Linked DNA regions of Homo sapiens: region 2 is linked to region 1. Evidence: chromatin loops called from intact Hi-C (ENCODE). Cell type or tissue: mammary epithelial cell. All regions are shown on one strand. Links, peaks and the distances in the headings refer to the core of each region. The heading gives the core; the rest is flanking DNA. Region 1 holds the start of OR12D3 (olfactory receptor family 12 subfamily D member 3). Region 2 has its middle 15 kb from the start of ZFP57.

What was found. A loop is a pair of places that touch in the nucleus more often than their neighbours do. Peaks named below come from ENCODE experiments on the same cell type or tissue, not always from the same donor. Only the 100,000 strongest peaks of a DNase experiment are listed, where the experiment ranks them.
Region 2: it touches region 1 in a loop (11-fold over the local background); 3 of 110 quality-filtered maps call a loop at or near these places.

What each region holds. Positions count from the first base shown.
Region 1 is chr6:29,369,868-29,380,199 of GRCh38, reverse strand. OR12D3 (olfactory receptor family 12 subfamily D member 3) reads left to right here and starts at 4,909. Exons shown (of 1, transcript NM_030959.3): 1 at 4,909-6,777. The coding sequence starts at 4,913. The coding sequence ends at 5,863. In mammary epithelial cell, for the core only: a CTCF peak has its summit at 3,985 (motif pointing left); no DNase peak of the experiment used is centred there.
Region 2 is chr6:29,689,307-29,702,004 of GRCh38, reverse strand. No RefSeq gene overlaps it. Among named protein-coding and RNA genes, the nearest start is that of ZFP57, 15 kb to the right of the region's middle. In mammary epithelial cell, for the core only: a CTCF peak has its summit at 5,278 (motif pointing right); no DNase peak of the experiment used is centred there.

The sequences.
Region 1 (10,332 bases), core at 150-8,149:
AGAGAGGAGCTGAGTAGAGTACTTCTCTGGGTTAGTAGAATTCCTGATGGGCCCCCCTTACTCAAGTGCTGTGTTGTTGGAGGAACTACCTTTTGATAGGAGGCAGGAAAAAACCTACCTAGGCTGCCTTTTGTTGTGGGATGGCGTGTTGGAAGAGGCAAACATTTTTTGTCAAATAAACTAATTGCCTTCTTTAGTTGGGTGAAGGGACAGCCCTGCTGCTGTGTGGTTCCTACAGTTCTGGAATCCCAAAGCAGTTCACCTTCCCACATTTGAGAATTCTTTTTTGGTTACCTCTTGTATTGTTTCTACGGTTTGTAGTTGTACTTAATGGGAAGGGAGATGGGAGAAACCTGTATATACCATCTTATCCGGAAGTCAAAATCACTGTTTTTAAGTTATTTTATTTCGAAAAATCTCAAACTTGCTGGGTGCTTAGACCTGAGCTGGGCAGCGGCAGAACATGCCTTGAGCAGATGGGCATGTGCTTGTGACTAAGTGGGGTGGGAGTCGAGGTGCAGCGCGTTGGTGCTCTTTACAGTGCTCACGGCAGCCTGCTGTAGCGCTTGCCTGCATGTCATATTTCAATTTGCATTTTTCTTATTTTTAATGAGGTTGAGCATCTTTTCCTATCTTTAAGATCTATTCATATTTCCTTTTCTATAAATTGTCTGTATGTTTCTCTCTTTAAAAAAAATTGGTCTGTGTCTTTTAGGTTTATTAAATAATTTATATATTAAGAATGTTAGCACATGGTCTACAATTTGCTTTGTGATTTTATTCCTGGATGCGTTTTGATCTTTTATTTGTAGGATTTTTGTCATGCAGACATTTTCGATGCCTATGTAGTCAAATTTGGTAATCTTTTATTGCTTCAGGTTTTTCTATGATATTTAGAAAATCATTTCCAAATCCAAGATTATTGTTTCCTCCCTTATTCTCTTTTTTTCTGTAAAAGTTTATATGACATATAAAGTACAACACACATACAGAAAAGTGGATAAATCCTGAGTCTCAATAAATTTTCACAAAATGACATATCTGTATAACCAACACACCCACATGAAGAAACAGCTTCATCCATATTACTTAATATAGCTGTAGTTCATTTTGACTCCTTCACAATGTTTCATTTTGTTGATGGACATTTATATAGTTGTCAGTTTTTGATAAAAAATATTGCTGCTATGAACATTTTTATATATTTTGGTATGTGCACCTTCTATTGGCTATATACCTAGGAATGGAATTTCTGGCTTATTCATATATGCGTATGTTTAGCTTGAGGATACTGCCAGATTGTTTTCCAAAATCACTATGCTGATTAAACTCCCTGGAGGAGTATATGAGTGCTCAGGGTGCTCTACATCCTTGTTGACACTTGGTGTTTTCCATCACTTTTTTATTTTAACTGTTCTAGTTATTGTGCAGTGGCACTGCATTGTGGTTTTGTTGCTGGGGGCTCAGGAAGGTCTCCAGATGCAGGTGAGAACCCAGCCCCAGGGGGTTTTCAGGTTCCCCATTCCTTTGCATTTCTATGTAACTTTTAAAATCAGCTTGACAATTTTATATTTTAAAAATCAGGGACTTGTACTGGGATTGCGTTGACTTTTCAGATTACTTTTAGGAGAGTAGACATCTTCATTATAGTATATCTTTCAGCCCATGAATATACCATATTCCTCTATTTATTTAGATATTCTTTATTTCCTCAGAATAATGTTTTGTAGTTTTTAGGATAGAGATCTTACATATTTTTGTTTAGTTTTATTTCTATACATTTATTGTTTCTGATGCTATTGAAAATATCATTGGACATTTTATTTTCATTTGATTGTGGTTAGCATATAAAATATATTTAATTCTTGTTTAATGTCCTCATATCTCAGAAATCTTCTAACCATACAGGCATATCATCTATGAAAATGAGTTTTATTTTTTCCTTTCTAATTCTAAAGTATTTTATTTATTTTTTTCTTGCTTTATGACACTGGCTAGAACCTCTAGGACAATGTTCAAAAAAGTGATGATAGGAGAAATCCTTGTCTCATTCCTGATCTGAAACTTTTCATGTTTCTTCATTAGGTATGATCTTTTCTTATGGTATTTTTTATTAATTTTATCAAATAAACTAATTTCCCTTGTATCCCTAGTTTGCTAAGGATTATTTTATTAAATCATGAGTGGGTGCTAAATATAATCAAATGCTTTTACTGCATCTGTGGTGTTTCTTGTTTTCTTTCTCTAATATGGCTATTGTATTAATTTATTTTTTAATGTTAAATTACCCTTACATCTTGAAATAAATTTTATTTGGTTGCGATGTAGATATTGCTTGTTTTTATTCATTTTTTCAAGATTTTTGCATCTATAGTCACAAGACAGGTTAGTCTGCAGTTCCTTTCTGTTAAGTTTTTTTGTTTTTTTTTTTTTTTTGAGATGGAGTCTCGCTCTATCGCCCAGGCTGGAGTGCAGTGGCGCGACCTCAGCTCACTGCAAGCTCCTCCTCCCGGGTTCAAGCCATTCTCCTGCCTCAGCCTCCCGGGTAGCTGGGACTACAGGCTCCTGCCACCACACCAGGCTAATTTTTTGTATTTTTAGTAGAGACGGTGTTTCACCATGTTAGCCAGGATGGTCTAGATCTCCTGACCTCGTGATCCGCCCTCCTCGGCCTCCCAAAGTGCTGGGATTACAGCCGTGAGCCACCGCGCCTGGCCTCTGTTGAGTTCTTTTTAAAGTGTTGGTATCAAAGTTGTGCTAACCTTATAAAAGAAATATAGAAGTGCTCCTTTTTCATTGTTTTGAAAGTATTTGTGTAAGTTATTATTTCTTCCTTAATTATTTGGTAGAATTCACCAGTAAAATCTGGACTTGGTGTTTCCTTTCTGGAAAAATTTTGAATAAGAACTACACTTTCCTATATAAATATCAAACTATTGAAATTGTCTTTCTTCTACTGTCAATTTTGGTAAGTTACTTTTGGTTTAAGTAATTTTAAAATTTTATTTAAATTGCCAAATTCTTGGGCATGAAGTCGTTCATAACGACCTTTTACAATGTTTGACGTTGATAGTATCTGTAGTGATACTAGCTTAAAATTTGTATTCTCTCTCTCTTTTAACAATTTTACTGAGTTGATAACTTTCATTAATCTTTTCAAATGACTAAATTTTGACTTTGTTGACTTTTCTTTATTGAACTTTTGTTTTCTATTTCAATTATTCTTGTTATTATTTTAGCTATTTCCCTTCTACTTTGTTTAGGTTTGAGTTGTTGGATTATTTGTTCATTCATTCATGCATTCATTCATTTAGCTGTTTGAAATGAAAGTTTAGGTTATTGGTTTTTCAATATTTCTTTTTTTCTAACATATGCATTTAAGGCTGACAATTTCCCTCTATTTATTTCTTTAGCTATATGCCAAAAGTTTTGATATATCTCATCTTCATCATTGTTCATTTCAATTTTTTTCTAATTTTATTTGAATTTTTTCTTTATGAATTATTTGTGTGTATTACATAATATGAAGCAATTGGTGAGTTTCTAGATGCATTTTTCTTATTGTTTTTTAATTCCAGTGTGGTCAAGGGACATTCTTTGAATAGCTCAACCTTTTGAAACCTTTTGAAGCCTTTTGGTAATACTCAACTCATGCTTGATTTTGTAAATATGTACAAGATATACTTGAAAATAATGTGAATTATTTTTTGGTTGGGTTCAGTGTTCTTTATATGTTAATCAAATTTGTAAATTATGTTGTTCAGATGTTTATATCCTTACTGACTTTTTGGCTGATTCTTCTGTCAGGTATAGAGAGAAACTTGTTAAATCTTCTCATTGTGATTGTGGTTTTAACTATGTCTTTATTTCTGTCTATTTTTAGAGTTATTTTATGGAGAACTTACACTGGAGAACTTATGATATTGTGGACCAATTATTAGCAGAAGAATCTTAGTAGGCATGGGTGGGAGGAGTATCCTAGTTAGCCTTTCCAATTCCTCAGTGCAAGGGCTCCCTCTTCTGTTGATAAGGTGGTGATTATTATTATTGTTATTATTATTATTATTATTAATTACTTACAAATGACAAGCTTCCTTTGTTCTTCATATATTTACTATACCTCTTCTCTCCATCACCTTCAGTGCTTAGACTGTGCCTTTTTCTATCCCCTGCCCCACAGAAATTCTCACTCCCTGGGAGGTACTCCCCTTTTGGATTGAAAAATTGGGGGTGTTTTCGAAGTTCTTCTACTAATGGGACCTCTAACTATTTCAAGTTTTTCCCAACTACATCCACTGCCTCATTGCTATGACACAGTCTTGTGACTAATGATGCTAATTTTGCTGTTTTTTTCTCCTCTACTCATACAACATTTGGTTTGTGGGTGTTTATGTTTCTTACTTTCACTGAAAGTTTGGGTTGTCAGAAGACATGTGTTACTCTCTTGTGGCTTTTATGTATCTTAGAAGAAGTGATGAAATCCCCACTGAGCTACATCTGAATTTTTGCCAGAACCTAGAATCATAAGTTGAAAAACTATTCCCTGTTTGTATGTTTAAAATTTTTGTAATACATAATTCTAATGCCATACATGAGGTTATGATTATGTCCATCAAATCTTGCACTTCCTAGTTTTGAAAACAAATGCCCTTTATCTATATCTGATTTGTTCATAATATAATGCTTTTATTAGTCTAGTGCCATTTTAACAGCTCAGAATTTATCAGGTATATTAGTCTTCCTCAATTTTGTTGTACATAAATTTAGTTTTACTGTTCGTAACTATTCTTCACACTGTTGCTCACCCCTAGGTTCCTCCAAATAGTAAACTTGCTTTATTTAATCCTCACAGTGTAAAATTAAAAATTCAGAAAAATTAATTCTGTTATTGTTAAATTTGCTTCCCAGAGCAATGGAGAATGTCACTACAATGAATGAGTTTCTTCTACTTGGCCTGACTGGTGTTCAGGAGCTGCAGCCTTTCTTCTTTGGGATTTTCTTAATCATTTACCTGATAAACTTGATTGGAAATGGATCTATATTGGTGATGGTTGTTTTGGAACCACAACTCCACTCCCCTATGTATTTTTTTCTGGGAAACCTTTCTTGTCTGGATATTTCTTATTCTTCAGTGACACTGCCCAAGCTGCTCGTAAACCTCGTGTGCAGTCGCAGGGCTATATCTTTTCTAGGCTGTATCACCCAGCTACACTTCTTCCACTTTTTGGGAAGCACAGAGGCCATTTTACTGGCTATCATGGCCTTTGACCGTTTTGTTGCCATCTGCAATCCTCTTCGCTACACTGTCATCATGAACCCCCAGGTGTGTATTCTGTTGGCAGCTGCGGCCTGGCTCATCAGCTTCTTTTACGCTCTGATGCATTCTGTCATGACTGCACACCTGAGTTTTTGTGGCTCTCAGAAACTCAATCACTTCTTCTACGATGTCAAGCCGCTCTTAGAATTGGCCTGTAGTGACACATTACTCAATCAATGGCTTCTTTCCATTGTCACAGGCAGCATATCCATGGGAGCTTTCTTTCTGACTCTTCTCTCCTGCTTCTATGTAATTGGCTTCCTTCTGTTTAAGAACAGGTCCTGCAGAATACTCCACAAGGCTCTGTCCACTTGTGCCTCCCATTTTATGGTGGTATGTCTTTTCTATGGACCTGTGGGCTTCACATATATTCGTCCTGCTTCAGCCACCTCCATGATTCAGGACCGGATAATGGCCATCATGTATAGCGCCGTCACCCCTGTACTGAATCCACTAATCTACACCCTTAGGAACAAAGAAGTGATGATGGCTCTGAAGAAAATCTTTGGTAGGAAGTTGTTTAAAGACTGGCAGCAACACCACTAGGACTAATGAGGGATATCTGATTTCTATTAAGACTGATTTCCATCACTTCACTGTAAGAAATGATTTGTTTACCTGGTTTATATTTTTCTTTCAAAAATTTTGAGCACATATTATATTAGGCAGTGTAGTAGGTTCAAGAAACACAGGAGCAAGCAAAACAAATTCCATAATGTCATCAAACATAAAGTTTAATGTGATGGAGGCCCCAAATAACCAAACGCGTAAGTACATATGTCAGGATAATTCGGTGGCAAGGAGAACTAAGGAGGTAGGAAGTATGGGGAGGGTTAGAGTAGGAATCTGCTGTGTAAAAAAGAATGTGGCATTTCTCCTAGGACAAAAACCTTTGGAATTTTCCAAGTAATAGAAGTATCTTACTGAAATTCCATATGAGATAATCTTTATTTTTGCCTATTTTTTTTCCTTTTGTGTTTCCTTCAGCAGGAAAGTACTGATGATAATTTTTCTCACAACAGTTTTTATCTAGAATATCATTTTTGTTAATCTTAATTCTTGAAGAGAATTTTTAATGGGTATTTAATTTTAGGGAGAGATTTTTCTAGCCATTGAAAATATCTTGTTTTTCCCCAGCTTATTGAAGTATAATTAACAAATAAAAATTGCATATATTTAGGCTTCACAACATGATGCTTTAGTATATGTATACATTGTGAAGAGACTACCACAATCAAGCTAAACCTACATTACTGTCCCTGCATTAGTTTACTGTTGAATACTAGAAGTTCTTCATTCTATCTAACTGCATTTTCATACCCATTAAGCCAATGTGACAAGCTCTTTGTTTCAGTTGGAGTGTTTGCACAATTTAAATTTGATAAATTTTTGATAGAATTAAATTTAAATTTATCCTCCAACTAAATTTTTGATAGAATTAAATTTAAATTTGTCCTCCAACTGTTTGCCTTTCATTTGTCCTATTTGTCCGTTATTGCTTCTTCTTTCATTTACTGTTTTTTATGGGAATATTTTTATGATTTCATTATATTTTCACTATTGTCCTTTTATTTATACCTTTTTATTTTATATTTTTGTGGTTACTCTGGGGTTTACAATGTACATTTTAAATTCACAAAATATTTCTTCACATAATATTACACCATTTAAGATGTATTGCTAGAGTCATGCCATACTGTACTTCCATCTCCCTGCTCATGCTTTGTGATTTTAATGTCACACATTTTACTTTTACTTATGTTATTAGTATCCAAGATACTGCAATTCTGTTTTTTTTGAAAAATTCTATTATTTTTAAGGTAATTAAAAATAATAAAAATGTCTTTTACACTTAAACACATATTTATAATTTCTGGCACTTTTGGTCCCTTCATGGAGACACTGATTTTCATCTCGTATCATTTTTTTGTTGTTGTTGTCTAAAGACTTTCCTTAACTATTTCTTGTAGTAAAGTTCTGCTGGTAATAATTTACTTCAGCTTTTGTTGGCATGAAAAAGTACTTTGCCCTTATTTTTAAGAGATGTTTTCTCTGTATATAAAATTTTAAATTGCCAGACTTTTGTTTATGTGCTTTAAAGCTGTTGCTCCATTACCTGTCTCACATAATTTCTGGTGGGATGCATGCTGCCATTCTTATCTTTATTCCTTTGTAATAACTGTGTTGATTTTTCTCTTGCTGATTTTAAGATTTTTCTTTATGACTTTTTTAGCAAATAGATTATGATGTTCATTGTAAAGTTTTCTAATATTTATTCTATTTAATTTTTATTGAGCTTCTTGGATCTATAGATTATATATTTTATCAAATTTGGAAAAACTCAGTCATTACTTCTTCAATGTTTTTAATCAAACACTTCTTTAGTACTCCACTTGCACATATGTTAGACTGCTTGAAATTATGACATAGGTCATTGATACTTTGTCCATTTTATTAAAAAGATTTCTCTGTGCTTCATTTTGGATTGTTTTTATATCTATATCTCCAAGTTCCTTGATTTTTTCTTCTGCAGTAATTAATCTACTGTTTATTCCATGCACTGCATTTTTCACTTTATATTTTGTATTTTTTATTTAAACAAGTTCTATGTGGGTCTTTAAAAAAATCTCTCTCTTTTTATGTCTGTATTTCCCCTAAATTATTATGCTTATTTTGAGGCATACTTTTTTTTTTGTTAAGGTAGATCCAGAACATTGTTTATTCTGAGATTAATTTAGCCCCCACTACTAAGGTAATATCCTTCTCAGGACTCCACCTAAGTCCTTGTCTATTACAAGCTGTTCCAATCAGGCTGATGGGTCATGGGACATACCCAACCCTGTCTTGTACAGTGTATTAAAATCATTGCTTTATATATTTTATTCCATTTTTTAGATGTTTAATCAGGAGAGAAAATCTCGTTACTTTATTATGGCAAGTAATGAAACACAAAAATCATTATTTTTGAGGTTGCGGAATGTAGATCTTCCTATCTGTTGTGGGTACACACGACTACTTTCTAGTATCAATAACATTAGTGTGATATAATCTAAATCACAGGCACTAATGTAGTCACTCCTGATCGAGGTACAACATATGTAGCTGGCAATACTGTTCAGGGTTGATGCTTATATTTTTTTTTTCTTAAATTGAGACAGAGTCGCCCTATGTTTCCCAGGCTGGTCTTGAACTCCTGGGCTCAAGGGATCTTCCTGCCTCTGCCTCCCAAAGTGATAGGATTACAGGTGTGAGCCAGCACTCCAGGCCTTATCTTAAATTCACACTTTGTTAACTTTTTTTCTCCTTTTTTTGTAGAAACAAACAGAGCAAATATTTCAGTGTATGATGTCCCTGTTTTCCTACTCTGTTCTATGAGTATATCTCTATAAAAGAGTTGATTCTACTATTATTTTGCTCTTAATAATATTTTCCTATTTTCACCTCATTTTTATTATTCTGAATAGATCATCTTTAAAAAGGAAGTGAAATTTTTTTTCCTTTTTGTCTCTACCCTATCTATTTCTTTTTTGTTATGGCCATTTATAGTCACGTACACTCATTTAATCTCAATTTATTCACTGGAAAAAAACAGCTGATTTAATGTTAGAGAGCACACATTATTGGTAAATCCCTTATTATACATCATAAAAAGCAAAGACACCCCAAACTCCTAGATTTATAAGAAGAAAACAAGCTACGGGGAAATGATTCCCTATTTAATAAATGGTGCGGGGATAACTTCCTTGTCATATACAGAAGATTGAAGCTGGATACCTACCTTTTACCCTATACAAAAGTTAACTCAAAATTGATTAAAGATTTAAATGTAAGACCTCAAATTATAGAAATCATGGAAGATAACCTAGGAAATACTCTTCTCAACATCGGCCTTGGCAAAAGATTTTTGGCTAAGTCACCAAAAGCAATGGCAACAAAAACAAAAATAGACAAGTGAGACCTGATTAAACTAAAGAGCTTCTGCACAGCAAAAGAAACTATCAACAGAGCAAACACACTATCTACAGAAAGGGAGAAGATATTCACAAACAATGCATCTGACAAAGGCCTAATATCCAGAATCTATAGGGAACTTAAACAAGTCAACAAGCAGAAAGCCAATAATCCCATTAATAAATGGGCAAAGGACATGAAAAAACACTCTCAAAAGAAGACATACATGTGGCTAACAAACATACGAAAAAATTATCAGCATCACTAATTATCAGGGAAATGCAAATCAAAACTGCAGTGAGATATTATCTCACACCAGTCAGAATGACTATTTAAAAAGTCAAAAAACAACAGATGCTATCAAAGCTGCAGAGAAAAGGGAATGCTTATATGCTGTTGGTGGGAATGTGGATTAGTCCAGCAACTGTGAAAAGCAGTCTGGAGATTTCTCAAATAATTTAAAACAGAACTACTATTCAATACAGCAATCTCATTAATGGGTATATATCAAAATAAAATAAATCATTCTACCAATAGGATACATACACTCACATGTTCATTGTTGCGCTGCTCACAATAGCAAAGATGTGGAATGACAGACTGGATAAAGAAAATGTGTTACATATGCACCATGGAATACTATGCAGCCATAAAAACAGAATAAAATAATGTCCTTTGCAGCAACATGGATGGAGCTGGAGGGCATAATTCTAAGCAAGTTAACACAGGAACAGAAAACCAAATACTGCATGTTGTAACTTATAAGTGGGAGTTAAGCATTGAGCACACATGAACATAGGTATGGGAACAATAGACACTGTGGACTACCAGAGGCTTCAGGGATGGGGGAGGATGGGTTAAAAAACTGCCTATCAAGCCAGGTACTAGGCTCATTACCAGGGTGGTGAGATCCATACTCCAAATTTGAACATCATGCAATATTCCCATGTAACAAATCTGCACATATATCCACTATGTCTAAAATAGAAGTTGAATTTTTTTAAAAAAGTAAAAACTAAAAATAAATATAAAATAAAAAAATTTAAAAAGACTTATTGGTAATG
Region 2 (12,698 bases), core at 2,166-10,165, 320 kb before region 1:
ATATCCAAGTCCAGCCCTGAGCAGCCTATGGTCACAGAAAATCGTGAGAATAATCAGAGAAAAATGACACGTTACATACATGAGAACAATTATGAGAATGACCAGTCCATGTGTTCATAATTTGTCATCAGAAACTATGGTGGTCAGAAGACAATGAAATGGCATTTTTTTGAGTGCTGTAAGAAAACAACCTAACTCAGAATTGCACATCCAGTAAAAATATTTTCAGGGAAGAAAAATGAAAAGGTGTCTCCAGATAAAATAAAACTAGGATAATTTGTTGCAAACATAACTCTACTGCAAGAAAAATACTGAAGGAGTTTCCCAGGTTGAAAGAAGTCATACCAGATGGTAACTTGAGTCTTCAGATAGGAGTGACCAACACTGGAAATGCCAAATATATGGTGGGAAGTTAAAGATGCTCTATTTTTTCTTAGTTTTTTTTTTATTAATTTTTTTTTGAGATGGAGTTTCGTTCTTGTTGCCCAGGCTGGAGTGCAATGGCACAATCTCCGCTCACTGCAACCTCTGCCTCCTGGGTTCAAGCGATTATCCTGCCTCAGCCTCCCGAGTAGCTGGGATTACAGGCATGCACCACCACGCCCAGCTAATTTTGTATTTTTAGTAGAGACGTGGTTTCTCCACGTTGGTTAGGCTGGTCTCGAACTCCCGACCTGAGGTGATCCACACGTCTTGGCCTCCCAAAGTGCTGGGATTACAGGCGTGAGCCACCGCGCCCAGCTTTTTCTTAGTTTTTTAAAAATACAAATGAACAACACTATCAACCGTCTTGATCTGACATTTACAGTCACTGTGTTCAACAGCTCCAGAATATATATTTTGTAAAGTGAATATGGTACATTCACTAACACAGGTCATATGTTGAGACATAAAACAAGTAACAACATATTTCAAAGGACTGAAATCATACAGAATATGTACTCTGACCAAAATAGATTTTATTGGAAATCAATAATAAGTTGTCTAGGGGCAAAAAAGTATTGAAAATTTTAAATCTTCCTTCTAAATAACCTACGGATCAAAGAAGAAAACATAAGGGAAGTTAGATAATATTTTCAACTGAATGATGATGAAAACATACCTTTCAAAATTATTAGATACTATTTCCAGTCTTTCTGCAAAGGACAGTGATCAAGAGAGTGTGGTATTGGCAAAAGGACAGACACATAGATCAACAGAACAGAATGGAGAGGCCAGAAATGGAAGGACAAAAATAGAGTCACTTGATTTTGAATACAAGTACAAAGGTCATCCAATGAAGAAGGGAATCTCCTTTCAATAATGATGCTGAAACAATTGGCATCCATCTACTTTGGGAGGCTGGGGCAGGTGGATCACTTGAGGTCAGGAGTTTGAGACTGGCTTGGCCAACATGGTGAAACCCTGCCTCTACTAAAGTTACAAAAATTAGCTGGTGTGGTGGCTCATGCCTGTAATCCCAGCTACTCGGGAGGCTGAGGTAGAAGAATCACTTGAACCTGGGAGGCAGAGGTTGCAGTGAGCAGAGATCACGCCATTGCACTCCAGCCTGGGCCACAGGGTAAGACTCAATCACAAAAAAAAAAAAAAAAAAAAAAAAAAAAAACTTGACAATACTTCACACCTATAAAAAAGTAACTCAAAATGTATCATAGACTTAAAAATAATATGCACAGCCATAAAACTTCTGGAAGAATATAAAGGAGAAAATCTTAACCTTGAGTTTGAGTTTTTAGATAAAACACCAAAAATACAATCCATGAAAGAGAAAACAAATCAATTAGACTTTATCATAATTAATAGTTTTTGCTTTACAAAAACACTGGTAAGTGAATGAAAAGAAGACAAGGCACAGACTGGAAGAAAATACTTGTCAAAAAACTGGAAGTTATAGATGTGACAAAGGACTTGTAAAGATAATATGTGAACAAAATTAAAACACAATAATTGGGGAAAAAAATCTTGATTTTAGAAGTGGGTGAAAGATCTCAACAGACACCACCAAAGAAGATATATGGGTGGTAAATAATACTTGAAAATATGCTTAAGATCATCTGTCATTAGGGAAATGCCAACAGGGTGCAGTGGCTCATGCCTTCAATGCCAACACTTTGGTAGGCTAAGGCAGAAGGATCACTTGAGCCCAGGAGCTCAAGACCAGCCTGGGTAACATGGCGAGACAATGTCTCAACAAACAAACAAACAAACAAACAAACATTAACCAGGTGTGGTGGCATGCGCCAGTGATTCCAGCCACTTGGGAGAGTGAGACGGGAGGATTGCTTGAACCTGGGAGGTGGAGGCTGAAGTGAGCTGTGATCGCACCACTTTACTCCAGCCTGGGCAACAGAGTGAGACTCTGTCTCAAAAAACAAAACAAAACAGAACACCAAAACAAAGTACTGCTACACTATTAGAGTAGCTAAAATTTTTTAAACTTACAATAAAAAATGCTGAAAATATACAGAGCAACAAGAATTCCCACTCACTGCTAATGGGAATGGAAAACGGTAAAGCCACTTTGAAAGACAGTTTAGAAGTTTCTTATAAAGTTAAGGAGAGACTTACCATCAATCATGCTCTTAGGTATTTACCCAAGTTAATTCAAGGTTGATATCCACACAAAAACCTGTACATGAATATTTATAGCAGCTTTACATATGTTCACTAAAAACTGTAAACAACCAAGATATCTTTCAGCCATGCAAGACTAAGCAAACTGTGGTATAACCATATGGATCATAAGAAATGAGCTATTGTCAGGCCAGATGAGGTGGCTTACACCTGTAATCCCAGCACTTTGGGAGGCTGAGGCAGGTGGATCACCTGAGGTCAGGAGTTTGAGACCAGCCTGGGCAACATGGCAAAACTCCGTCTCTAGTAAAAATACAAAAAGAAAAAATTAGCTAGGCGTGGTGGCGAGCAACTGTAGTCCCAGCTCCTCGGGAGGCTGAGGCAGGAGAATCACTTGAACCTGGGAGGCAGAGGTTGGAGTGAGCCAAGACTGCATCATTGCACTCTAGTCTGGGCAACAGAGCAAGGATCTGTCTAAAAAAAAAAAAAAAGCTGTTGCCCTGGTGCAGTGGCTCATTTTGGGAGGCCAAGGTGGAAGGATCGATTGTGGCCAGGGTTCAAGACCAGTCTGGGCAACATACCGAGATGCTGTCTATGTTTATTTAAAAAAAAAAACAAATTGGCCAGGCGCAGTGGCTCACACCTGTAATCCCAGCACTCTGGGAGGCCGAGGCATGTGGATCACCTGAGGTCAGGAGTTCGAGACAAGCCTGGCCAACATGAAGAAACCCCGTCTCTACTAAAAATACAAAATTAGCCGGGAGTGGTGGCGCATGCCTGTAATCCCAGCTACTCAGGAAGCTGAAGCAGAAGAATCATTTGAACCTGGGAGGCAGAGGTTGCAGCGAGCTAATATCGCGCCATTGCACTCCAGCCTGGGCAACAAGGGCAAAACTCTGTCTCAAAAAAAAAAAAAAAAAATATATATATATATATATGTAAATAAGCTATTAATCCATACATCAATTAATCTTAAATGCGTTTTACCAGGTGAAAAAAATGTCAGACACAAAAGGCTTCATTTTATCTGACTCAATTCATATACCATTCTGGAAAAAGCAGATCTATGGGGACAGAAAACAGGTTAATGGTTATCAAAGGTTGGAGGGAGAAGGGATAAAGAACATTCAAAGGGAAATTTTTAGGATGAAGGAACTGTTGTAGATGGTACTAGGGTAGTGGATATATGATTCTATACATTTTTCAAAATCCAGGCTGGGTGTGGTTGCTCATGCCTGTAATCCCAGCACTTTGGGAGGCCGAGGCGGGTGGATCACCTGAGGTCAGGGGTTCAAGACCAGCCTGGCCAACATGGTGAAACCCCGCCTCTACCAAAAATACAAAAATTAGCCGGGACTGTTGATGGACGCCTGTAATCCCAGCTACTCGGGAGGTTGAGGCAGGAGATGGAGGTTGCAGTGAGCCCAGATAGCACCATTGCACTCCAGCCTGGGCCACAAGAGTGAGACTTCATCTCAAAAAAAAAAAAAAAAAAAAGTCATTGTTGTAAAAAGGGCACAGGCTTTGCTACAGATTTTTCTACCAGTGAAAAGATGTATACACTTGCCTGGCCTCATCATTCAGACCAATTCATAAAATAACAAATGCATGGAAAAAAAAACTTAAAAACACAATCATCATGTGACTGACTTCCAAATTAGATTCTCCTTCAAATCAGAGAGTATTGCTTGTTAATAGTGTTTATAAATTTTAATTCCTGATTGCTGAGACAATATGTACATAAAATATTTAGCCAAAGAGTTCAAAATGAAATTACCCAAATTACCTATTTGTTATTTTATACATAGTAATTATTTTTTAAAAATCATTTGGCTGGGTGCGGTGGTTCATGCCTGTAATCCCAGCATTTTGGGAGGCCAAGGCGGGCGGATCATGAGGTCGGGAGTTCGAGACCAGCCTGACCAACATGGTGAAACACTGTTTCTACTAAAACAACAAAAATTAGCCGAGCATGGTGTTGCGCGCCTGTAATCCCACCTACTTGGGAGGCTGAGGCAGGAGAATCGCTTGAACCCAGGAGGCAGAGGTTGCGGTGAGCCGAGATCACACCATTGCACTCCAGCCTGGGCAACAAGAGCAAAACTCCATCTCAAAAAAATTTTTTTAAAAAGCATAAATTAAAAAATAAAATAAAACTTTTAAGATGTTAAGCCCCTGAAGCTCCAACTACAAAGTAGGGTAAAAGGCTGCCTAAAGCAGTGAAGATCAAGGAGTGACCTTGGAGGCAGCAGAGGGAGACTGTATTAGTCCATTTGCGTTGTTGTAAAGGAATACCTGGGTTTAAGTAATTTATAAAGAAAAGAGATTTATTTGGCTCACAGTTCTGCAGGCTGTACAATCATGGGGCCAGCTCCACTAGGATTCTGGTGAAGTCTCAGGAAGCTTTTACTTGTGGCAGAAGGCAAAGGAAGAGCAGGTGTGTCACATGGAGAGAGAAAGAGCAAGAGAGCTGCTAGGCTCTTTTAAATAATCAGCTCTCGTGTGAACGAATAGAGTGAAAGCTCACTCATTACCATGGGCAGGGTACTAAGCCACTCAAGAGAGAACCGGTCCCATGACCCAAACGCCTCCCACTAGGCCCCAGCTCCAACACTGGGGATCTTTCAACATGAGATTTGGAGGGGACAAACACCCAAACCTTATCAGAGATGATCCCAGCCACAGGTCTCAGAGAACCAGCAGAGGGCACTCCTCCAGGGCCCAGCCTGAGTGTGGAAATAGCTGTCAGAATCACATCAGAATGTTTCAGAACTCATGGGGAAAAGCTGAGACAGAAAAAAAGAAGAAAGTAAGAAGCTGGCAGAAATCAGCTAGGAACCTTGAGAGACTTGGTATTTCATTGAAAGGTAAGATAGGAGTGTTTTGACTCCCGTCGTCCCTAAGGAAGACCACCAGTATCTGAACTGTCGGAGAGCTCCTCTGCCCTCACAAAGCCAAACACTGATGTGCATGGCGATTTGGGAACTTCTGGAGGGCATCACACCAGACAACCAACTTGCGCTGGGTCACTTGTCCCTCCTCCAGACTCGGGCAGTGTTGGCAGGGTGCCATATTAGGAGTGTAGCCATCAGGGGACTGTGTCCTTCCCAGGGAACCCCAACCTTTGTATATTCACATCACAGAAGCTCCTGCAGCCATGCCCCCAGTGCCCACTTGGATTGTGGCAGCCACACAGGGCTGGCTGGACCCAGTGGAGCTGCAGGGTTCCCAGTGGTCTAGCCATCAGGGATTGCTGCTCCTAAGGAAAGGGAGACTGCAGTACACAAAAAAAGTACCAGTTGGGACAAAGGAGGCCAGACCATGTACTCATCTGTGTCCAAGAGCTCCTTGTTTGTGGGCTGAGTGACTGCACCACTTCCAGCAGAGTCGTGGACACTGTGTTCAGCTCTGCGCTGAAGGAGTGTAGTTCCATCCCAGCAGCCAAGCAGCCCCAGTGCTTAGAATCAGGCATGGAAAGGGGAAATTCTCCTGCCCTTCCCCCATCCACCACTGCTTCAAACACAGCATGGCCACTCCCATGGGAAATTGGCACGTGTGCCAGAGAAGAGCCTTTCTAGGGCTATCAGGGGTGACTGTGTTTCCACTGGCAGTGTGGCCATTTGGGCCAGGCTTGTGTGAAAGACAGGGCCCTTTCCCCTCTCTACAGGGAGTGCTAGCATTCCTGCAGTGGAGAGCAGGAAAGCTGAAAAGCTATGTGCAGGCCAGGCGCGGTGGCTCACGCCTGTAATCCCAGCACTTTGGGAGGCCGAGGTGGGCGGATCATCTGAGGTCAGGAGTTCGAGACCAGCCTGACCAACATGGAGAAACCCTGTCTCTACTAAAACTACAAAAACAATTAGCCAGGCGTGGTGGCGCATGCCTGTAATCCCAGGTACTCGAGAGGCTGAGGCAGGAGAATTGCTTGAACCTGGGAGGTGGAGGTTGCGGTGAGCTGAGATCACGCCATTGCACTCCAGCCTGGGCAACAAGAGCAAAACTCCATCTCAAAAAAAAAAAGAAAAAGAAAAGCTATGTGTTTGGGGTTGAGGGAGGATGCTCTGCACCAAAGACATTTAAATGGTGAGCTGAGGAGAAGACATCTTTAATGAGTCTCAACTACATTGCAGTTGGAGATAGAGAGTAGTGTCTGGTCAATTTGAGTTTCCCCGATGCCAGGACTAGGGAATGACAGGGAAATGGATGGCATTCCTGCCTGGCCAGGTCATGAAGCTGGGGCAGCCCTCTCCTCATCTGTGGAGACCTAGGCACGTTTCACCAGAAGTTTCCCATGCCATCACTCCTGCCTGAAAGCTGCTGCCTGTGCTCACCATTGTGGGGCAGGCTTGGGGATCCAGCTCTACTCAGCTATGTCCCCCTCTCTGGTGCTGAGCAGGGAGCCCAGGCTGCTGTACATTCCACTTACCAGCACATTTCCTGAGGCAACAGAGAACTTTTCTAGGTATACAATGATGAAGCATATACTCACGTGCTTCTGCCACATAGGCTTTTAGGCATAAGCCCACCTACTGTTCTGGAGGCTGAACCACGCACCTCAATACAAATCAGTTGACAAAAGGGCACATGAGTGGAAATAAACTTCTCATCTCTTCCAAAAGAGGAAATGAGATAAACTTCTTAAACCTCTGCCATCCTGGCCCTGCAGGAGGCTGTGAGCCTGTTCACACTCCCAGTACATCACCACCACAACTGGCATTTGAGAAAGCCACCATACAAAGGCTATCTATAACCAGGGGACAACTACAGCGTCTTTGCCACTGAAAGCATTCACAACCAAATGCAAAGGACCTTAAACAACATACATTATAGTCACATAGTAAAGGGAAAAAAAAATCCTGCCCAAATGAAATAAATTCAAAAATAAGAAGAGAAAGTTTCTACAGATGAGAAGGAACCAAAGAAATGATTCTGGAACTCTCTATGTTTTCTATTTTTTAAGTAAGTCCTTTGTTTCTCTGTTGAAAACAGTAGAATGTTTTGAAAACATACTCTGAAAAAAGAGTGTTATGACATCCCCAAAACATTACACTAACTTTCTAGCAATAGATCCTAACAAAAATAAAATCTTTGAAATACCAAATAAATAATTCAAAATAATGATTATAAAGAAGCTCAATGAAATCCAAGAGAAAGTTGAAAACAACACAAAGAAATGTAAAAAATCAATTCAGCATATGAATAAAAAATTTACCAAGAGATAAATATTTTTAAAAAAGTAAACCACCTGGGCTGGGCGCGGTGGCTCATGCCTGTAATCCCAGCATTTTGGGAGGCTGAGGCGGGCAGATCACGAGGTCAGGAGATCTAGACCATCCTGGCTAACACAGTGAAACCTCGTCTCTACTCAAAATACAAAAAATTAGCCGGGCCTGGTTGCAGGCGCCTGTAGTCCCAGCTACTCAGGAGGCTGAGGCAGGAGAATGGTCTGAACCCGGGAGGCAGAGCTTGCAGTGAGCCGAGATTGCGCCACTGCACTCCAGCCTGGGCGACAGAGCGAGACTCCTTCTCAAAAGAAAAAAAAAAAAAAAATTAAACCACCTGGAAATAAAAAATTCATCAAAGTAGTTCCAAATGCAGCTGAAAGCTTTAACAATAGACTAGACCAAGCAGAAGAAAGAATTTCAGAGCTTGAAGACAGGTCTTTCAAATTAACCCAGTCAGACAAAAAGAAAGAAAAGAGAATTAAAATATGAACAAAGCCTTCAGGAAGTATGGGGTTATGTAAAACATCTGTACCCATGAATCATAGGTATTCCTAAGGGAGAATGAAGGGTAAAAAGTGTGGAAAATCTACTTGAGGAAATAATTGAGGAAAACTTCCCTAACCCTGGCTACAGATTTAAAATCCAGATAGAAGATACTTAGAGAACTCCTGGAAAATACATTGCAAGATGGACTTCACCAAGACAAATAGTCATCAGACAATCTAAACTCAATGTAAAGGAAAAAAAATCTTAAAATGAGCAAGAGAAGAGAAAAAGTGTCCTAAAAACCTATATAGGAAATTCCATCAGTCTAACAGTGGATTTTTCAGGCCGGGCACGGTGGGTCACGCCTGTAATCCCAGTACTTTGGGAGGCTAAGGTGGGTGGATCACGAGGTCAGGAGATCGATACTGTCCTGGGTAACACAGTGAAACCCCGTCTCTACTAAAAATACAAAAAATTAGCCGGGCGTGGTTGCAGGCGCCTGTAGTCCCAGCTACTCCCGAAGCTGAGGCAGGAAGGAGAATGGCGAGAACCCGGGAGGTGGAGCTTGCAGTGAGCCGAGATCGCGCCACTGCACGCCAGCCTGGACAACGGAGCGAGACTCCGTCTCAAAAAAAAAAAAAAAAAAAAAAAAGCACTGTGAAAATCCCTATCCTGTTTGTTCCGATCTAATTACTGGGACATGCAGCCCCTAGTCACATAACCCCTGCTTGCTCAATCGATCACGGCCCTCTCAAGCGCACCCCCTTAGAGTTGTGATCCCTTAAAAGGGACAGAAATTGCTCACTGGGGGAGCTCGGCTCCTGACACAGGAGTCTTGCCGATGCCCCCGGCCGAATAAACCCATTCCTTCTTTAACTCGGTGTCTGAGGAGTTTTGTCTGCGGCTCGTCCTGCTACAATATGGCGCCATTGCACTCTAGCCTGGGCAACAAGAGCCAGACTCCTTCTCAAAAAAAAAAAAAAAAAAAAAAAAAAAAAAAAAAAAAAAAAAAATTGCGGCCGGGCGCGGTGACTCACACCTGTAATCCTAGCTCTTTGGGAGGCTGAGGTGGGCGGATCACGAGATCAGGAGTTAGAGACCAGCCTGGCCAGTATGGAGAAACTCCACCTCTATTAAAAATACAAAAATTAGCTGGGCATGGTGGCACGCACCTGTAGTCCCAGCTGCTCAGGAGGCTGAGGCAGGAGAATCGCTTCAACCTGGGAGGCGGAGCTTGCAGTGAGCCGAGATCGTGCCACTGCACTCCAGCCTGGCTGACAGAGCGAGATTCTGTCTCAAAAAAAAAAAAAGAAAAGAAAAGAAAAAAAGAAAAACAAGCAAAGAGTGGTGATGAAATTTGAAAGAAGGGACTAGGCCGGGCGAGGTGGCTCACGACTAATCCCAGCGCTTTGGGAGGCTGAGACAGGCAGATCACCTGAGATCAGGAATTCAAGACCAGCCTGGCCAACGTGGTGAAAACCTGCCTCTATTAAAAATACAAAATTAGCCGGGTATGGTGGTGCGTGCCTATAAATCCCAGCTACTTGGGAGGCTGAGGCAGGAGAATCGCTTGAACCCAGGAGGCAGAGGTTGCAGTGAGCCCAGATCGCGCCATTGCACTCCAGCCTGGGCGACAAGAGTGAAATTCCCTCTCAAAAAAAACAAAAAAGTAAAGGAAAAGAAAAGAAAAGAAATAGCATATAGTAGCATATAAATTCCCAAACATTAAACAATTGCCTTTGTTCATATAAACAATAAAAAGTTAAAATTTTTGTGAGGCGATAACCTCATATATAATAGAAACAAAAAGGTTTTTAATGAAAAAATTACTAAGAAGTGTGCAAACTTTAAATGAAAACATTAAAACACATCTGAAATTTAAAAATTAGATATGAACAAATCGGGCCGGGTGCGGTGTCTCACGCCTGTAATCTCAGCACTTTGGCAGGCTGAGGTTGGAGGATCACCTGAGATCAGGAGTTTGAGACCAGCCTGGCCAAGTGGTGAAACCCTGCTTCTACTAAAAATACAAAAATTAGCCGGGTGTGGTGGTGTGAGCCTATAATCCCAACTACCTGGGAGGCTGAGGCAGGAGAATGGCTTGAACCTGGGAAGTGGAGGTTGTGGTGAGCCGAGGTCACACCACTGCACTCCAGCCTGGGTGACAGAATGAGAGTCCATTTCAAAAAAAAAAAAAAAAAAAAAATGAAGAACTTTTTTTTTTCTTTTCCGTAAGTTCTTGGGGTACAGGTGGTATTCGGTTACACGAGTAAGTTCTTTAGTGGTGATTTGTGAGATTTCGATGCACTTATCACCCGAGCAGTATACACTGCACCTTGTAGTCTTCTGTCCCTTGCCCCCTCCTATTCTTCCTCTCAAGTCCCCAAAGTCCATTGCATCATTCATATGCCTTTGTGTCTTCATAACTCAGCTTCTACATATCAGTGAGAACATACAATGTTTGGTTTCCCATTCCTGAGTTATTTCACTTAGAATAACAGTCTCCAATCTCATCCAGGTCACTGAAAATGCTGTTAATTCATTCCTTTTTATGGCTGTGTAGTACAGAAGAACATTCTCAAATAGGAAGACTATACAGCACATTTGCAGAGTAAATTTTCAAATGTAATACCTCCTAATCAAAATGCCAACAACTACTTTTTTTCTCAAGCTAGACAAGTAGATTATAAAGTTCACATGAGAAAATAAATAAGAATAATTAGAAAATCCCTTGGGGGAAAAAAACAAATTGAGAATTGGGTGTCTAGTTATGCCTAATAGTTAAATATTTTACAAATTCCCTGTCACTAGAACAGTGTGGCACTGGTGAATGAATAGACCAACCAATGGAACAGCACAGGAAGTCCAGAAACAGCCAAGTGCATAGCAACCTAGTCCTCATTTAATGACTTTAATTCATTCCTGGGCATTGTGCCACTAAATAAAAAGTATTAAACCAGGCTGGGTGCGGTGGCTCACGCCTGTAATCCCAGGAAATTGGGAGGCCAAGGCCGGCGGATCACCTGAGGTTGGGAGTTTGAGACCAGCCTGACCAACATGGAGAAACCCCCTCTCTACTGAAAATACAAATTAGGCAGGCGTGGTGGTGCATGCCTGTAATCCCAGCTACTCGGAAGGCTGAGGCAGGAGAATCGCTTGACTTGAACCCAGGAGGCAGAGGTTGTGGTGGGCCAAGATCGGGCCATTGCACTCCAGCCTGGGCAACAAGAGCGAAACTCTGTCTTAAAAAGGCCGGGCGCGGTGGCTCACGCCTATCATCCCAGCACTTTGGGAGGCCGAGGTGGGCGGATCACTAGGTCAGGAGATCGAGACCATCCTGGCTAACGAGGTGAAACCTCGTCTCTACTAAAAATACAAAAAAATTAGCCGGGCGTGGTGGCGGGCACCTGTAGTCCCAGCTACTCTGGAGGCTGAGGCAGACGAATGGCGTGAACCCGGGAGGTGGAGCTTGCAGTGAGCCGAGATCCCGCCACTGCACTCCAGCCTGGGCGACAGAGAGAGACTCTGCCTCAAAGTGGAGAAAATGGTACAGAGGCCGGGCGCGGTGGCTCACGCCTGTAATCCTAGCACTTTGGGAAGCCGAGGAGGGCGGATCACGAGGTCAGGAGATCGAGACCATCCTGGCTAACAGGTGAAACTCAGTCTCTACTAAAAATACAAAGAATTAGCCCGGCACGGTGGCGGGCGCCTGTAGTCCCAGCTACTCGGGAGGCTGAGGCAGGAGAATGGCGTGAACCCGGGAGGCGGAGCTTGCAGTGAGCAGAGACAGCGCAACTGCACTTAAAGGGCGAGACTCCGTCTCAAAAAAGAAAGAAAGAAAGAAAGAAAGAAAGTGATACAGAAGTGAAAGAGATGTTTACCTATTGAGCAAAAGGTGTGAGGGTGTGTGTGTGTGATAAATGATACTAGAAAAAAAGAGAGCAAATGAATGATATTGTATTCTCTTCATAGTTAAGGTGTTCTGCTGTTTATTTTTTGTGGGGGGAGGGGGGCGCGGGGCGGACAGAGTCTCACTCTGTCGCCCAGGCTGGAGTGTAATGGCGCGATCTCGGCTCACTGCAAACTTCTGCCTCCCTGGTTCACGGGATTCTCCTGCCTCAGCCTCCTGAGTAGCTGGGATTACAGGCACGTGCCACCACGCCCGGCCAATTTTTGTATTTTTAGTAGAGATGGGGTTTCACCATTTTTGTCAGGCTGGTGTTTATATGATATTAATAAACAATGAAAGATAAAGAAAAGATCTGAATCATTTGCATTTTCAGGAAAATTGTTACACATCAGAAAATCTGTCAGGAAATATTTGAGACTCCATCACAATCATTGCCCCTTAAACACACCCATCAAGACGACTGTTCTTCCTCCTTTAGAGAGTAAAATGAACCTTCAGTACATTGA